Regions from separate parts of the Homo sapiens genome. Here region 2 is linked to region 1. The links are chromatin loops, found by intact Hi-C in ENCODE. Cell type or tissue: heart right ventricle. All regions are shown on one strand.

Region 1 (8,000 bases):
CACCACTGGGAATTCTAAAAGGGTTTCCTATTCCTTACAATGGCTCGTCAAGAGAAATTTAAGCATCCAGATTCCCTCCCTTTGCCAACAGCCATTTAGCTTTCTTGACATATACCCATCTCCCTCCCATGCTCAAGTTCCCAGTCCATGCTCCTCTCCCCAGATGTCTGTTCCACATCATCCACAACCAGGAACTAGGTGAGGATAGGTCACAGGGACCAAGCAGGACGACAGGCTGGATGTCATCAGCACTGCTTTCTTTGCATCCTGCACCCAGACACATCCTGATGACTAGATCCAGAAGATTCACAGATCAAATCTATAGGGAGTAATTAGAGGAATCCCAGCTCTTCCCAACTAGAATTTAAATAAATAAATAAATTTAGTTTATAAATGCCATTTCCCTGGGAGTGTTTTGCTTGCTAGATAGAAGAGTTGGATAAATAACACCAAGAAATACAAATAATTTCCTTGTTGATTAATTCTTGATATACAGAAAAGCTTGCAAATTTGAAATCACTTAAATCTGAATTTTTCCAAAACTAATAAATATTTATTTTAGTTGGTATGTGATTTGTACTCATCTGCTCCAAATCAGAGATATATTGCAATATATTTTTCTTTTGACATGACTCACATTATTTACTTGTTCATCTATAATGCATTGTCTGCTAGGTACCAGGAACTACCACTTTTTACTCTATGCATTTTTCCATTTTAGGAATGCCAGCCCCATTTCATAGATGAAGGAAGTGAGACTCTAAGTCTTAGAGGTCATGCACTTGTCGTAGAAGAGCCAGATTTGCAACCTAGGTCTTTGGACTCCAAGTCCAGTGCTCCTTGAGCACAGGTATCTTCCCTTCATAACATAAAACATTATTTTGAGTAATTGTTAAAATTAACAGCAAAAATCCAAGTAAAGGACACAGTAACGGTTCTATGTAACCTGTTGTTTTTTTTTTTTTAGTTTAAGGATTTGCATAATCTACTCATCTCTTGGATCTCAATGTGCACACAAAGTTAGTTATGAGAACCATACTTTAGGTTTTTGTTTTTCTTTATGCCTAATTTGAAAATAAGAATGTCTGAACAGATTGCTCTCTCTCTCTTAGGGTTCTGTGGTTACAGATCCTGCAGTTAAACCTAGCCTGGGAAAAGGGTCTGACTTCAAAAGACTGTTGGCTAGTTGGCTCATTTGTTATTATAATGGAAGAAATTGGTGACAAGTTCTCCTATACCAAAAGTCAGAAACCATAGATCTGTTCTGAAAAGCAAAAGTAAGAGAGAAGTCAAGAAAAAAGTCACATAGCTCAATTCATAGTAGAAGCTGATGTTAGTTTTGCTTATTAGGTATATAGCCAGGAGAGAGCAATGAGGTAGAAGACAAAAAAATAGGGAGCTGTTAGTGAAAAAATATATATACAGTGCATATTTCTCAAAAACGGAAACTGTTATATTTCATTGAGAATAAACAAAATATTTATTTGCAAATGCAAAAGCATAATGAAAAGTCAACCTTAAATGGTGAAGATGTGGAGGAACTGGAACTCTCGTACACTGCTGATGGGAATGTAAGATGGTTCAACTACTTTTGGAAAATACTTTGGAACTTTCTTTAAAAATTAAACATACACTTACTGTGAAACCCAGCCTTTTCATTTCTAAGTATTTACTTAATATTTTTAATGATTTTAATATTTTGAATCCCTCATTGTCTAAGAGAAATGGAAGCCACATATCTATACAAAGACTTGTACGTGATTGTTCATAGCAATTTTATTCATAAACAAAAACTGAAAAACAACCCAAATGTTCATCAACAAGTGAGTTGATAACCAAATTGTGATATATCCATATAATGGAATACTACTCAGCAATAAAAAAGAGAAAACTATTGATACTTTCAGCAATACATGTATGAATTTCAAAACAGTTAACACTAAGTAAAAGAATCCAGACCCAAAAAAGAGTGTTTACCATATACTTACAGTTATTAAGAACTGAAGTTTGCAACAGAAAGCAAATCAATAGTTGCCTGGAACAGGGAATGAGGATGGATTGCAGAGGAGCATGAGAAAACTTTTGAGGGTGAGGACGTGTTCTTTATCTTGGTCGTGATCATGGTTTCTGGGATCTCATAACAAGACCTCAGGGCAAATAGGGAAGAAAACAGAAACAGCTTTCTTGACTACCCTAGTGAAAGTAACCATGACTTAAATCAGCTGGTAATAATGTAGCCAAGAAACTTCTTGTTCTTGACCAGCCTAGTTCAGTGATGTGTGACTTAGTTCTGCTGCTGCTGCAGTGTATACATAACTTTTCCTTTTTACCTTGTCTTCCTGCCTACCTTAACTTTCTTTTTTTTTCTTGTTTCCAACAGCATACTACTAAAAAACACATAAATAAATGAAAACATTTTAAATACTCAAATATAATTTGGACATCCTTTCAAACACTAGAATTTAAATGTTGGCCTTTTCTTTTTGAGGGGGCAGGGTGTGCAATGGGGAAATAACTTTTAAACCGATAGACTTGGATCTGAATGCTAGTCTTGCCATTGACTCCTCTTCTACTTTTGCATTTGTCAGTTCAGTTTCCAGATCCTCAGTTATCTTATGTGTAACACAGGGATAATAGCTGTATTTCAAGAGTGATTGTGAAGATTGGAAATAACTATCTATTGTGGTGGTCAGTAAATCATTTGCTTGCTATTATGTAATGCACATCAAGTCTTAGAGATAATGCACAGCCTATGTTCATTTACTTATGTTGACCCCCTGCAACAGCTGCACACATGTGAGATACCTAGAAAAAAACAGGACAGAGGGTCATGTAAACTGATGTATTTGCCTTCCATTACTTTGGGCTGATGTGTTAACTCTGCTTTAATTGTAGTGCACCTGGTGGACATATGGAATGTCATAGAAGCATTGCGGGAAAATGCTCTGAACAACCTGGACCCAAACACTGAACTCAACGTGTCCCGCTTAGAGGCTGTGCTCTCCACTATTTTTTACCAGCTCAACAAACGGATGCCAACCACTCACCAAATCCATGTGGAGCAGTCCATCAGCCTCCTCCTTAACTTCCTGCTTGCAGCGTTTGATCCGTAAGCACCCTCTGAATGTCTGTTCCTCTCTACATGTTTGGCTTTCACTTCCTGTCTTACTTGGTCTTTTTCCCAAACAATTTTATATCTCTCTCTTTTTTTTTTTACTCTCTTTTTTCTTACAGTGGATGCTTATGTCAGTAAAGTCTCCATGTGTTTAATATAAATTTTAAATCCTGTGAAAAAGACTAGAGAGTAAAATGGTGCCAGAGGAACTTGAGGACAATTGTATTTTATGTGCTGACCTTTAGTTATCTCATCCCATGCTTCCTGGAAGCTGTGGATGCTTGAGAGGATTGCCTGTGGTGCGATTTAATGAAGCGTGAAGTGGGAGGATCTTTTTAACTCTCTTCTTTGCAAATTGTTTAAGACAGTGTTTCTGAGGTGTCCTAACAAGGCCCTACAGCAAACAAGAAAGAAATTGAAAAGGGTTTCTTGACTATCCCAGTCAAAGTAACTATGACTTGCGTTAAATGGACTGGTCAATTTAAGTGTTTCGATCATAAAATAAGGGGATGCTGTCCACAGACCACAACTGAAGCTCAGCTTCATTTTTGTATAATTTTCCCTTTTAGAATCAGAGAATTTCAGGGCTGGCTGAGATCTTAAAGGCTGTTCGTCCACATATCTCATTTTACAGATGAAGGAAATGAAGCACAAAGAAATTGTCACTTGTTTGGTGTCTCGCAGCATGTTAGTGGCCGAGTGGGGACTTAGGTGTTCAACAAAGGTTTCTTTACCAAGGTATATGTGGATTCCCCTGAATTACATTCTCAGCCTACAATTTCAAGAGGGCTTTTTGCCAATAGCCTCCAACCTGGACGTAGTACCACCCCCTCCACTTCCACTGCTTGTTTTGAATATTAAAAAGGAAAATTGCTAACCTGACCTTTCAGCAATCACATTTTGAGATTCTCAGAAGGTTTTACTTAGTCTCATTGTCTGGCCAATGCCTGGAAGTATTTACCCCCGCAGTGGAGATGTTCCAGCCAGGCTAATGTTATTTTGCAATTCACAAAAGCTACCAGCTGTCACTTTGCAACTTAGAGTGTTAACAGAATCGTTCCTGCTCAGTTTTTCCAGTGTGCATTATTGTCTTCGTGATATTTATATTTTGAGAAATTCTTCAGTTAAAATAAACAATTTTACAACTAGCATTCCAGGTTGGTAGAGTCTTTGCTTCGGCTGTGCACACTTCAGAACGAGATGTACAGCTCTAGCTTAATCACTATAGTAACTGGATGCTGGGGCAGGTAAAGAGGACTGTGGTTCCACATGACAGGCAGCAGAGGCAGCAGAATGGAACCTGGCCATGGCATTTCTGTAGTGGCATTTCTAACCTGGCCCTGTGACAAGAGTGTGGCAGCTTTCAGATTTGCCCCTAAAGATGTCAAGAGACTTATTTGTTAGAAATGTAACAATGGAAACTGCAAAAAGAGAAATATAATATCTCACTAAATCCTGGAGTACTGCTAGAGAACTCATAAAGAATCAAAGCCAAATAATCATTTGCACCCACTCCATAAATATAGACCAGAAACCAGACTAACAATAAGGAAGGGGGTATTTTGTGAGATATATAGGATTCACACAAATATAGTTAGATTTTTCACTTTTGGTCAGAAATATTTGCTAGATCACTTCTAAATATAGAGCTATGAACGGTCTCTAAATAGCTGCTGAAAATATAGCTGAATCATTTCAAGATTGATGAAAAGCTAAGTTTGACATCTATTCCAAGGTAAGGAACAATTCACAAAAAAGTTCAGAAGAAATCTTTATTTGGTGCCTATTCTTCGTATAGATAGGAAGCCTCCTGATGTGTACTTTCAATAATCTCACTGTAGTAGATTTATAAACACATCCACATAGACAAATTTCACTGCAAAGATTTATAAACATATCCATGTAGAGATCCTACTCTGCAGACACTTCTGCGTTTGCTCCTTCAGCGTAGCAAATGAGCATAGGCAGTCCTACTGACACTCAAATTTTCCATCTGATGGCATGGAATTTTGGATATGAAATGTAAGCCATCAGGAAGTACAGCTAACTGGATATGTAATTTAGAAGTGAATATAAGAAGAGAAACTTAAGAATAAAATAAATGTTCAAATTCTATTTCTTATAATAGTAAACTCCAATTTATCCAAATGAGACCCAGCGTGGAAATCTGATGCCACTTCCTACCACCTGTCCCACGACAGAGTCCAAGTGTTTAAGAGAACCGTCTGTATTTTGGCAGACATGAATGATCCTGATACTACTAAAAGAAAGATGTGCTGTTGCTATTACAGAATCACTGAAACATTTAGGAGATTTTTCTCCCATTTGTCGTATTTTAAATGGACATATAAATAAACAGGGAAAAAATCCAAAATAAAAATTAGAGATGCCTTAAGAACCTAGACTCTGAAGAAGAGTTGCTAAAAATAAATAAATAAAAAAGAAAGGCAGTATAGTGATTTAAACTCATGAAGAATAAGAACTTGGATTCAAAGAAACTTGGCCATTTTGTGGGGGAGGGGATGGTGCCTTAAAATTCACTAGACTCCCAGGTAGTTGAACTTCGTGAAGAAAGTGGTAACCTGAGATGAGGATTGATGCCTCCTTTACTGGGATGTACTTCTGAGAGCCAGACTTACCTTCGCACAGCCATAGCTCCCCAAGAATAGCATTCCCTCTCCCACCAAAAAAACATCCGGATCTCAATTTTCATACCAGGATGCTTACTGCAGACTGTAATCAGTTTCCTGGTTGCAAGATTTCTCTCTGCTCGTTGGCAAGTCAGCCTCTCAGAAGATATGATAACTACATCTGTAGATGATTTGTACAATGTTGGGGGTGGGCAGTGGACCCCAGTGGTTTATGCTCATGCTTGCCATTCTGTCCCTGAAGACACAGTTCCTTGAGTCCAGAAGATTTTTGTTTTTTGTGACATTCCTTTTAAAAATGGCTGTATTCCTGGGAGGGGGTCACCCAGGGAGCAGTTACCAACCAACTTCTAAGCAAATCTCTCCACGGCCAGAGGTTATCTTTTTTAAGGCGTCTAGTGGAATGGATGAGTGTGCCTGAGAAGGATGGGAAAAGAGATGTCAGAAATAAGACCAGGGGCTGAGAGGGAAGAAGATATGTGAGGGAGCAGCCAGAACTTGAGCCAGTCTCTTCCTCTTGTCCCTTTCCTCCGATCACCCCAGGAACTGGCCTCCCACCTCCCCTTCTTTGCTGCCAGGAGCCTTCCGCTCCTCTGTCTCCTCCAGAATCCCCCCAGCAAACTGGCAGCAGCTTCTTCTGTCACCTCTTGTCCATATTCTATTGAGGAGGGGGAAAACTCTTTGAAGTCTTCAAAGGACCTTTAATGTTGTTCTTATTATTTTGTAGGAAATAGAGAGTAACTCAAAAGAAAAATATTGCAGAAAGTTAAAAGATGAAAATAATTCTTAAAAGCCTATAATGTGCAGCCTTTTTGAGAGGTGCAGTCACAAACTCTGAGGTTCTGTGAAGCCTTTCGCCTGTCATGGTCAAGTTGATCACCTTTCCACAGGTCCACCTCTCCTTGCACCTGATTCTGCTATTGTCTTATAGTGCATGTCTGACTGTTTATATGACTGCCTCCCAAAGACTTCTTTAGGAAAGAACCATATTTTATTCTTCTTATGAACAGCACCTGAGACCATAGCCAACACAAGAATGAATCAATGAATGAAAATCCAAGGTTGATCTTTCTGAGCTCTTGTCGTACTAATTTCTTTTAACTATTTTTTTTTAAGACCGAGTCTCACTCTGCCGCCCAGGCTGGAGTGCAGTGGCACAATCTTAGCTCACTGCAGCCTTCGCCTCCTGGCCTAGAGCAATTCTTGTGCCTCAGCCTCCCGAGTAGCTGGGACTACAGGCGTGCACCACCACACCTGGCTAGTAATTGTGTTTTTAGTAGAGATAGGGATTCACCATATTGCTCAGGCTGGTCTTGAACTCCTGGGCTCAAGCAATCCACCTGCCTCAGCCTCTCAAAGTACTGGGATTTACAGGCATGAGCCACCATGTCTGGCCAGTTTTCTTTTAATTCTTTTTCTGAGATTAAGTCTTCCTTGATCTCCAATATATTACAAAGACTAGCGGGTCCCAGTCACCTAGATTCAGACCCTCTATTTTTACTTCTGCTCCACAGAAAAAAAAAACAAGTGTTCATGGTTACCAATGTTGGTGATCCTATTTTTACAAAAGACTTCTATGTACTCCTCTCACCTTCTCCCTGCTTCCCCAGGAAACACTAAAAACAAGTTGTCTTGACTCAATCTCATTTCAATTCAGTAGTATCTTCTTTCGTAAGACAGTTCTTCATAAAGTAGATTATGTGACTCTAGCCTTGTTTTTAGCAAATAACATTATCATATATACTCAGTCACTCAAAAATCATAGTATGACAGTTAAAAATATTAAAAGGAACAGTGATTTTCCTATTTTCAGAGGTCAAGCTATAGTCTTCCATGATAATCATAATAATTGTATTAAAAATAAGATGTACTCAGTATTTACTATATGTCAATAGTCTTACTGACTTGGCCCTATATTATCATGATTTTCCAGTAGAGGAGATAGAAAGAGGTTAAATAATTTGCAGGTCATACAGCATCATACTAAATGAGGTAAATGAGGGAAAACTCATTTTGTTTCAGGAACTGTTTTAAGCTCAGCTCTATTCATGCTTTCTGTTTCACTTTTTAAAATGAAAATTAATTAACCTTTTTTCTCCCAGACTTGTTTTGCTTATTACAGGATATTATTCTGATGCTTACATTCCTAATCTTTCCAGTTTCTGGTATTTATACACATTTGAAAGAGTGTATGTGGAAGAAATATTTGGACTTAACATGTTTTACATTGTAGCATT
Region 2 (8,000 bases), 670 kb before region 1:
TAATGTGATAACTTACATTAGCTATGACTTTGATAGTTTTCTAGATGTGTTATAAAATTGAAATGCTCAGACAATAATTTTCTTTTCTATTAAAATATATTTTAACCCATTTGTCCATGAAAAAGGATTAGCAGTGTACATCATTGTACTACTGCAGAGGAAATAATTAATTTGCAGAGATGTGTAAGGAAACAGTCTTGCAAAGATAAAGACATTTTCAACTACATATTTATTTATTCAGCAAATATCTATTGAATGCATAGGCACCATAATTACCCCTGAATACTACTCAATATGGTTCTACAGCATTAATGTGCCTGGATATATCAAATTATTGGAATTATCTATTGGTAGTTATTTGATTAGTTTCAAAGCAACTCTGAAAAAGGCTTTAATCAGGACTCAAAAAGAAAACTCTCAGATAAAAAGTTCTTGTCTAGCAACAATCAGTTAGACAAAAGACAGACATACTGGCCTGCCTAAACAAATTTGTAATCACTGTATCTCTCAAAAATTTTTGCTTCGGAATCCTAACTACTTATCTATCTATAGATAGAGTATCTATCTGACCTTTGAATGCCTGTTAAAGACCAGAAGAATTCCTGTGCCTAAATGATGTTTCCAATAGCAAAACCAGGAAACTGCCAGATTTGCACAATCACCCCCAAATCCCCATACTCCCTGGTGGAGGATTCTTATGTTTTCTTTGAGTTCCTATCAATCCTGCAGTACTGCTTGTTTTGCCATGACTCAGGCAATATTAGCATTACTCCAATGCACCATTTGTAGAAAAGCACTGCCCACATTTTCTTTTTCTCCCTTCTTCTCTGATCATGTTCTCCCTCAGTCTTCCCACCCGTTCATCTACCCTTCCCTTTTTTACCTAGTTGAGATGGGTGATCTAGCCCAGTCAGGAGTATCTGGGTTATTTTTTTTATTTTTATTTTTTTGAAAAGGAGTCTCGCTCTGTCGCCCACGCTGGAGTGCAGTGGCGCGATCTCGGCTCACTGCCAGCTCCACTTCCTGGGTTCACGCCATTCTCCTGCCTCAGCCTCCCCAGTAGCTAGGACTACAGGCGCCCGCCACCACGCCTGGCTAATTTTTTTGTACTTTTAGTAGAGACGGGGTTTCACAGTGTTAGCCAGGATGGTCTGGATCTCCTGACCTCGTGATCCACCCGCCTCGGCCTCCCAAAGTGCTGGGATTACAGGCTTAAGCCACCGCGCCCGGCCTGATTTTTAAATAGGATTAAGTTTGCTAGATAAAATATAAGACACCTAGTTCAGTTTGAATTCTAGATAAACATACAATATTGGAGCCAAACGTATTACAAACTATTGTTTATCTGAAATTCAAATATAACTGGTTATCCTGTGTGTGTTAAATCTAGCAGCCTTAAAGACTATATTTATCTAATATGAATGAAAATATTGGCTTGAGTCTGAAGGTAATTTTAACTTTGGAAAAAATTGTTATGTCAGGAAAATCTAAGGATATACCAAAAGCAGAAGTGATAGGGTAGGTGGAAGCAATTATTGGAGAGTCTGCAGGCAGCTTGAAATCATAGTGCCTATTTAAAGCAAGGCTTTCCAACATTCTATATCGACAGCACAGGTATACATACATTTTACATCATAAGCTAGCACATATACACACTCATAAAATCAAACTGATCATTTCTATTCTCTTCTCTATTTCATTTTTAAAAGTGATCACAGCCCACTAAATTAACTTGATGAGTCATAAATGGATTATGACATCTAATAAAAAAACACTGTTCTAAAGCAGAGGAATGCACTCTGTCCATCCAAAGTTATTTTGTGGTGCTGAGAATTTGATGAGTATGTGGTCAAATTTACAATAAAAGTAGGCAAATCTGAAGAAGGTATAAAGCAGGCAGGAGTATTTTTAGATAGTTCAAGTCAGTTTTTCAGACGGATAAAAACAATTTGGAGATTTGAGGCAAATGCATTCAACACAGAGTAAAAGAAATGAAAAGTGAATGTGCTACAGAGGTAGGAAGTCAGTATTCTCCAAAGATAGGGAAATGGTACAAGTGCTAGACCAGAGGCAAAAACAGCTTAAAAGAAGGCAAAGCATTTCACCATATGATATAAAGAAACTAGAGGAGGAAAACATATACAGGTAGCAGCATTCTAGGGCACCATCAGATGAATTTGGTACTATATCAGTATACATTAGTAGACTGAAGTTAATCAAGCAGAAAATAGAAAGTGGTTTATGTTAAATTATAATTAATTTTCAAAGCACTGAGATCACAGGCATGTGCCACCACATTCAGCTGTTATTTCTTATGATTGAATATTTGGCTGCTAAGGAAAAGATTGTCATAACAGAGAATTCTTATATTAGATGAAAAAATAAGTAGATGGGCAATGAAAAAGATCTTTTTCATACATGTTCACTATTCATAAAATAAAGAGAATTCCTAAATATTGCATTAAATAAGATAACTCAGCAAAGTCATTGTTTATAGAATTACTTGTGACATGAAGAATTACATTAAAAGACACAAGTACTTACATGGGAGTGTGGAAAACCTCTTCCTGTCTTGATTTTTCCTGAAGAGTATGTGTAATATGATACATTTATATTTCCCTTGGGCCCTAGGGGAGAACCACAAAGAATGCCACTTTTCTGGTCTAGAGTTCATTGGCATGTTCAAAACCTCCTAGACTTCTGTTGCAACTCCCCTTGTTAAAGTTTACCTTTCTTACACACTGCTGGTCTGTGGGGAGCAAGCATTTCTTTTTGAACACATATCCAAGAATACAGTTGCTGTAGCCACTCAAAGCAGGCAATAATTAGCCATCTTAGGGAGACAGAGAAAGACGGCGAAGATTTCACTTCATTCTGTTAGGGACTCCAGTAATTTGCATATCGTTCATGTATTTATGCAAGAGGCAAAGTGCAGAGTCTGTGAGATGACGACAGTGCACTATGGTTGCAGAATCAGTTGTCTGAATTATTGAATTGCTAAACAACTGGCAAATAAGAAACACATTTTTCAAAGGTACCAAGGAGAGAACTGGCTATGTGGTTTCCTTTATAAAATGTCTCTCAACTGGGAGTGTTTACTGTTCTCACTAGGTGACTTTTGCAAATAGAGAACAAGAAGGCATTTTGGTTATTACAGTATCTGGGGTTTGGTGGTGCTGAAAGTTAACATATTATGGGATATCAAAAGGCCTGGAGTACTTGGGACAATGCCACCTGTCTGCCCCTAAGGCCTATATAGCCCAATTGAGAGATAACACTTTAGACTATGTAAATAATTAGACACTAATGAATATATCTGACCAAATATATCACGTCTATGTATTATCTATTGATAAGAAAAAGCACAGAAAGATAGAAATTTCCTGTTCCAAATTCCAAATTCTCAGAAGAGCAACTAGGTTACTGACTCAGTTTCTTTCAGAATTCACCCGTAACCAAAGAACTAAATTCAGCTGAGGAAAGTGTTCACTCTGAGAGGACATTCCCAGGAAAATGAGGGTGGAGGGGGAAATGGGGAGCAGAAGAGATAGATGGATAAAAATAGGTAAAAGCTGGTTCTTTACTTATCATAAGACAACTAAGTCTGCTGCTCATAAAGCTAGTTAATAATATTCTCAAATTTATGAGAAAATCATAAATGAAGACATGGGTGGGTGTTATCCATAGGTCACTAAGGAGAATAGTAGACACAAAAAAAGAAGTAAGCTTTTCATTACCTGATTAAGAGGGGGAAAAAAGCAATTTAGAACATCTGTTACCCCAAAAACAACTCCATATTAAAAGAAAAAAACCATCTTTCTAGTCACATTATTATAATATCTATAGTGTTTGAAGCAATTATTATGTTAAAACTTTACCTATATTATTTATGGCCCTAAAAACAACCCTACAAAATAATAACATGCCAACATCACACATGTAGAACTTACACTATCAAGATTTAAACTCAAGTCTAGTTGGCATCAAAGCTGGACCATTCTGTCTCCACAATCTCATGCCAGTCTCCCATGTCTTACATCTCCTTGCTATTATACTCATTGCAAATTCATTACCTATATAGTTATTTATACAGGTGCATACATGCAGGCACTTTAAGAAATTTGGTCATTTTATTTTTTTTTACACTATCAGAGTAGCAAGGAAAACAAACCTCTCGATCTGAGTGAGAATCACCCACTAGGAGGCATTAACCAGCTACTTTTTAAAGCCGCATTGGCTCCTTTTCACCACTAGGGAGCACTAAAGTAGTAATTTACTAGGCTGTCATAAACAACTAATGAAGTTTCTCCAAAAGGTAAATTATATTTCAAAGAATATTCACTGGGATATTATAATTTAATATAAAAATTATTGATGATGTGGTGTGTGACACTAGCTGATGATAAACTTCTTTGGATAAGCTCTTACGTCTTTTTTTTTTTTTTGTCTCCACTACCAAGAAGACAGCTTCTGAATCTTAACAGATTTGCAGTATTACTCTGGCCACTGCGGTGAGCAACTACACCTATATGAGATATATAATTCAATTTTAATGAATGGCAGTAAGCTATTCTTTTGTTTTAGGATTGCTAGTTAATAAATTTAATTATCATGCTGAATTATTTTTAACTGTTTCCTTCTGAGATGTTGTACACATCTGACAATAATCTGAATAATATTCAGTAGCTGTAGCTAATATTTAGAAATCACTTGTGTAAAACCTATATATGTTTGTGTGGATATGGGGTGTGTGTGTATGTGTGTAACTGATAAATAAACCAATGTGAAAAGTAATGTGTTTATATTCTACCTCAAATGAGATATCATTATATATGTGATAACCATATATATATATATATATATATATATATGGTTCTCTATATATATATGAGAATATATATAGAGAGATAGATCTACATCTTTCTATATTTATATCTATATAGATACAGAGAGATATACCTACATATGTATATATAGATATGTATCTATATATCTAATAGATATATATGTATATATAGAGAGATAGATGGATACATATATGTCTATATAGATATAGAAAGACATAGATCTATTTATCTATAGATAGCTATAGATATATCTAGATATTTTATATTTATATAGAGAGACATAAAGCAAAATAACCTAACAAAATTATCTGTAAAATATCTACATTTGAGTGCTATTTTATACTGATAAACTCTCTAAGGTAAACTAGCTATAAAATACAATTCTAGATCACAAATTTATTGTGTAACAGTGTAAATTATTAATGAGTTCAATACTGGACAAAGTTTACCAAAAATTTGAACTTGGAATAGTTCATTTAAAGTTTTTCTATCTCTGTTAGACATCCAGAACAGCAGCTTATTTAAGGTACTCTAGTTTGTAATAATAAAATGGGGAAAAAACAATGCATCTGTATTAAAAAGGCAGGAACCTATATTTGTCTGTTGTGTTATTTTGCCTTAATTTTCTTTCTACATTAAAGCATTTGGCTACAGAAATGAAATTAAGTTCTAAGCCTGATAGAGATTTTCTTAGCCCCTCTGCTTCAAAGACAATCTATACTTGCACTAAGATCCGTGGCAAGAAAGGGAAAAATTCATAATAGTAAAAAGAAGTGAAAGAGACTCAAACACACAGTATTTTTATATTCTATGAGTGAATTGTGCCTAGAGAGTATTTTTTTCTAAGAAATGTATGTAATTCTCAGTTTTTCATTTAATGATATTCATTTATTTCAAAATATACTCCAACATTTTTAAATATTTTGAATAGACATAGTTCCCCTTTTTTTGAAAATAAAGATTTTTCTGTGGAGTTTGCTGAGACTTCTTCCTCATCTTGATGACATGCTTCTTAACTTCTAACTGTCAAACACATACCAAACGCTATTAGGTGTGATGCCACATTAGGACTCATATAAGAATCAAGGCTTGATGCGATGGCTCATGCTTGTAATCCCAGCACTTTGGGAGGCCAAGGCAGGCGGATCACCTGACGTCAGGAGTTTGAGACCAGCCTGACCAACATGGTGAAACCCCATCTCTACTTAAAATACAAAAAAATTAACCAGCCATAGTGGTGAATGCCTGTAATTCCAGCAATTTGGGAGGCTGAGGCAGGAGAATCACTTGAACTCGGGAGGTGGAGGTTGCAGTGAGCTGAGATCATGCCATTTCACTCCAGTGTGGGCAATAAGAGCAAAACTGTCTCAAAAAAAAAAAAAAATCAGACAGGTCCTATGCTAACTGGGAGGTCAATAGATTGCTCTATGCCAATAACTCACATTTTCTTTCTATCTCACTCCTGACTTAAGTTAAATTTAGCTAGAGATGAGAGACAGAAACAAGTATGTTAAATGATCATATAAGGTATCAATGACTGCTGGCAGCTTAATTGATTCTCCACCTTCTCTTGCCTAATGATATTTGAATTTTATATAAAAATACAGGGGTCAATGGTTTAACCCAAATAGATTGAGTTCTAATTGTAAAACTTGAGGCACTATGACACAGAAGGAAAATGTGCTTGAGACCAAAGACTTCCTGGCATGAATCAAAAAGGTATGTAGATAAACCCCTATTTCAATACTGTTAAGATCTGCAAACTCTACAAACTCTGTCTTAGACTACAGAATTATATCATATATGTGAGTGAATTGTGGCCTATGCACAAAGAGGCTACATGAATTGTTCAGAATTCTTGAGTTTGACTTTAGTGCTACTTTTCCACACCATATGGCTGCAAATTTGGTTAATTAGTCCCATTATAAGTTGACAAAAATTCTGGGAATTTTTACATGACAAACTAGCAGAAACTGGTGCAAGTTAGAATATTCTATTTAGCAATAGAGACAGTGAACCAATAGATATTTATAAAAAGAACTAGGCAAAAAATAATGCTAACTAGGGTTTTAAGGTTAAGTGTCCTAGATATGATAGTATAAATATTTTCTTTATTAATGTTCGGAGTAAGGCTGTAGAGATTCTACATGAATATGTTACTATTCTACAGCATATCTCTGGAAAGGAATATTCCATTCATATTAAAAGCATTTTTTTAAAAAAAGAGACAATTTTATTTTTTTCCAGAAAATTAATTTGAAATTAGTTTAACAGATTTAATCTTTGGGAAAAGCAAATGAAATAACTGAAACTCTCACGAGTTTCATTTGGCAGGAGAGCTCCTAAACACAAGAACTCTGGCCTTTCCTCATGCTTTCTTATAAACCCAAACCGTGGACTTCCAGGGATAGTGACATCTACAGGATGCACCAAAAAAAAAAAAATGCCTGCATGAGAAGTTATTACTATTCCTGTCTACCAACACAGAGGCATTAGAGCGGGCCTAGGAAATTAGATCCATAATTGTAACTAGGGTAAATGATAGAGCTATGCTAATTTTGCTGCCTGTCCTTCTACGTGAAACATGAGTAGTGATTGGACAAAGAAGGAGAGAAGTAACACCAATCACAAGTTTACTATATGCCGAGCACTTTGCACATAGTAACTCATTCATTTTAGCACACAATGTATATCATTATCCACCATATAAAGAAAAAGAGTAAATAATTTGCCAAAAGTGGCACAGATACGAAATGAGTGTTAGATTTGAAATTTGAAACTGCGTTAGTCTGGCTTCCAGCCTATTTCCTTTTAGCTATAGCATATGTTCTCCACTCCTGACTTGAATGTAATTATTGGCAGTTATATATATGAGTAATACATATAAGTTTACAATATCACACTATGAGTTGTATGTGTGTATGTGTTTATACATAGATATATGCAGACTGTTTTCTCTATTGATAACACTGACTTTCCCTCTTAGTTCCTGGATTTCTACCAGTTAGTCTTATTTTACATGTAGCAAGAAAGAGCTTTGAAACTTAACCCTTTGATTAGTCCCTAATTTAAGAAATGTGTCTGAACTCGCTTACCCTGTGATATAATACAATTGATAAAAGAAAACCAGAAAACAGTGATGTATTCACAGAA

The links. Peaks named below come from ENCODE experiments on the same cell type or tissue, not always from the same donor. Only the 100,000 strongest peaks of a DNase experiment are listed, where the experiment ranks them.
Region 2: it touches region 1 in a loop (5-fold over the local background); 49 of 110 quality-filtered maps call a loop at or near these places.

Annotation. Positions count from the first base shown.
Region 1 is chr18:34,791,142-34,799,141 of GRCh38, forward strand. It overlaps DTNA (dystrobrevin alpha), which reads left to right. Exons shown (of 23, transcript NM_001386795.1): 4 at 2,896-3,109. Among named protein-coding and RNA genes, the nearest start is that of DTNA-AS1, 27 kb to the left of the region's middle. In heart right ventricle, no CTCF peak of the experiment used is centred here; a DNase peak (open chromatin) is centred at 4,421; H3K27ac peaks cover 1,686 bases.
Region 2 is chr18:34,118,690-34,126,689 of GRCh38, forward strand. All of the region lies in intron 2 of NOL4 (nucleolar protein 4), which reads right to left. Among named protein-coding and RNA genes, the nearest start is that of NOL4, 100 kb to the right of the region's middle. In heart right ventricle, CTCF peaks have their summits at 4,239 (motif pointing right) and 4,442; no DNase peak of the experiment used is centred here.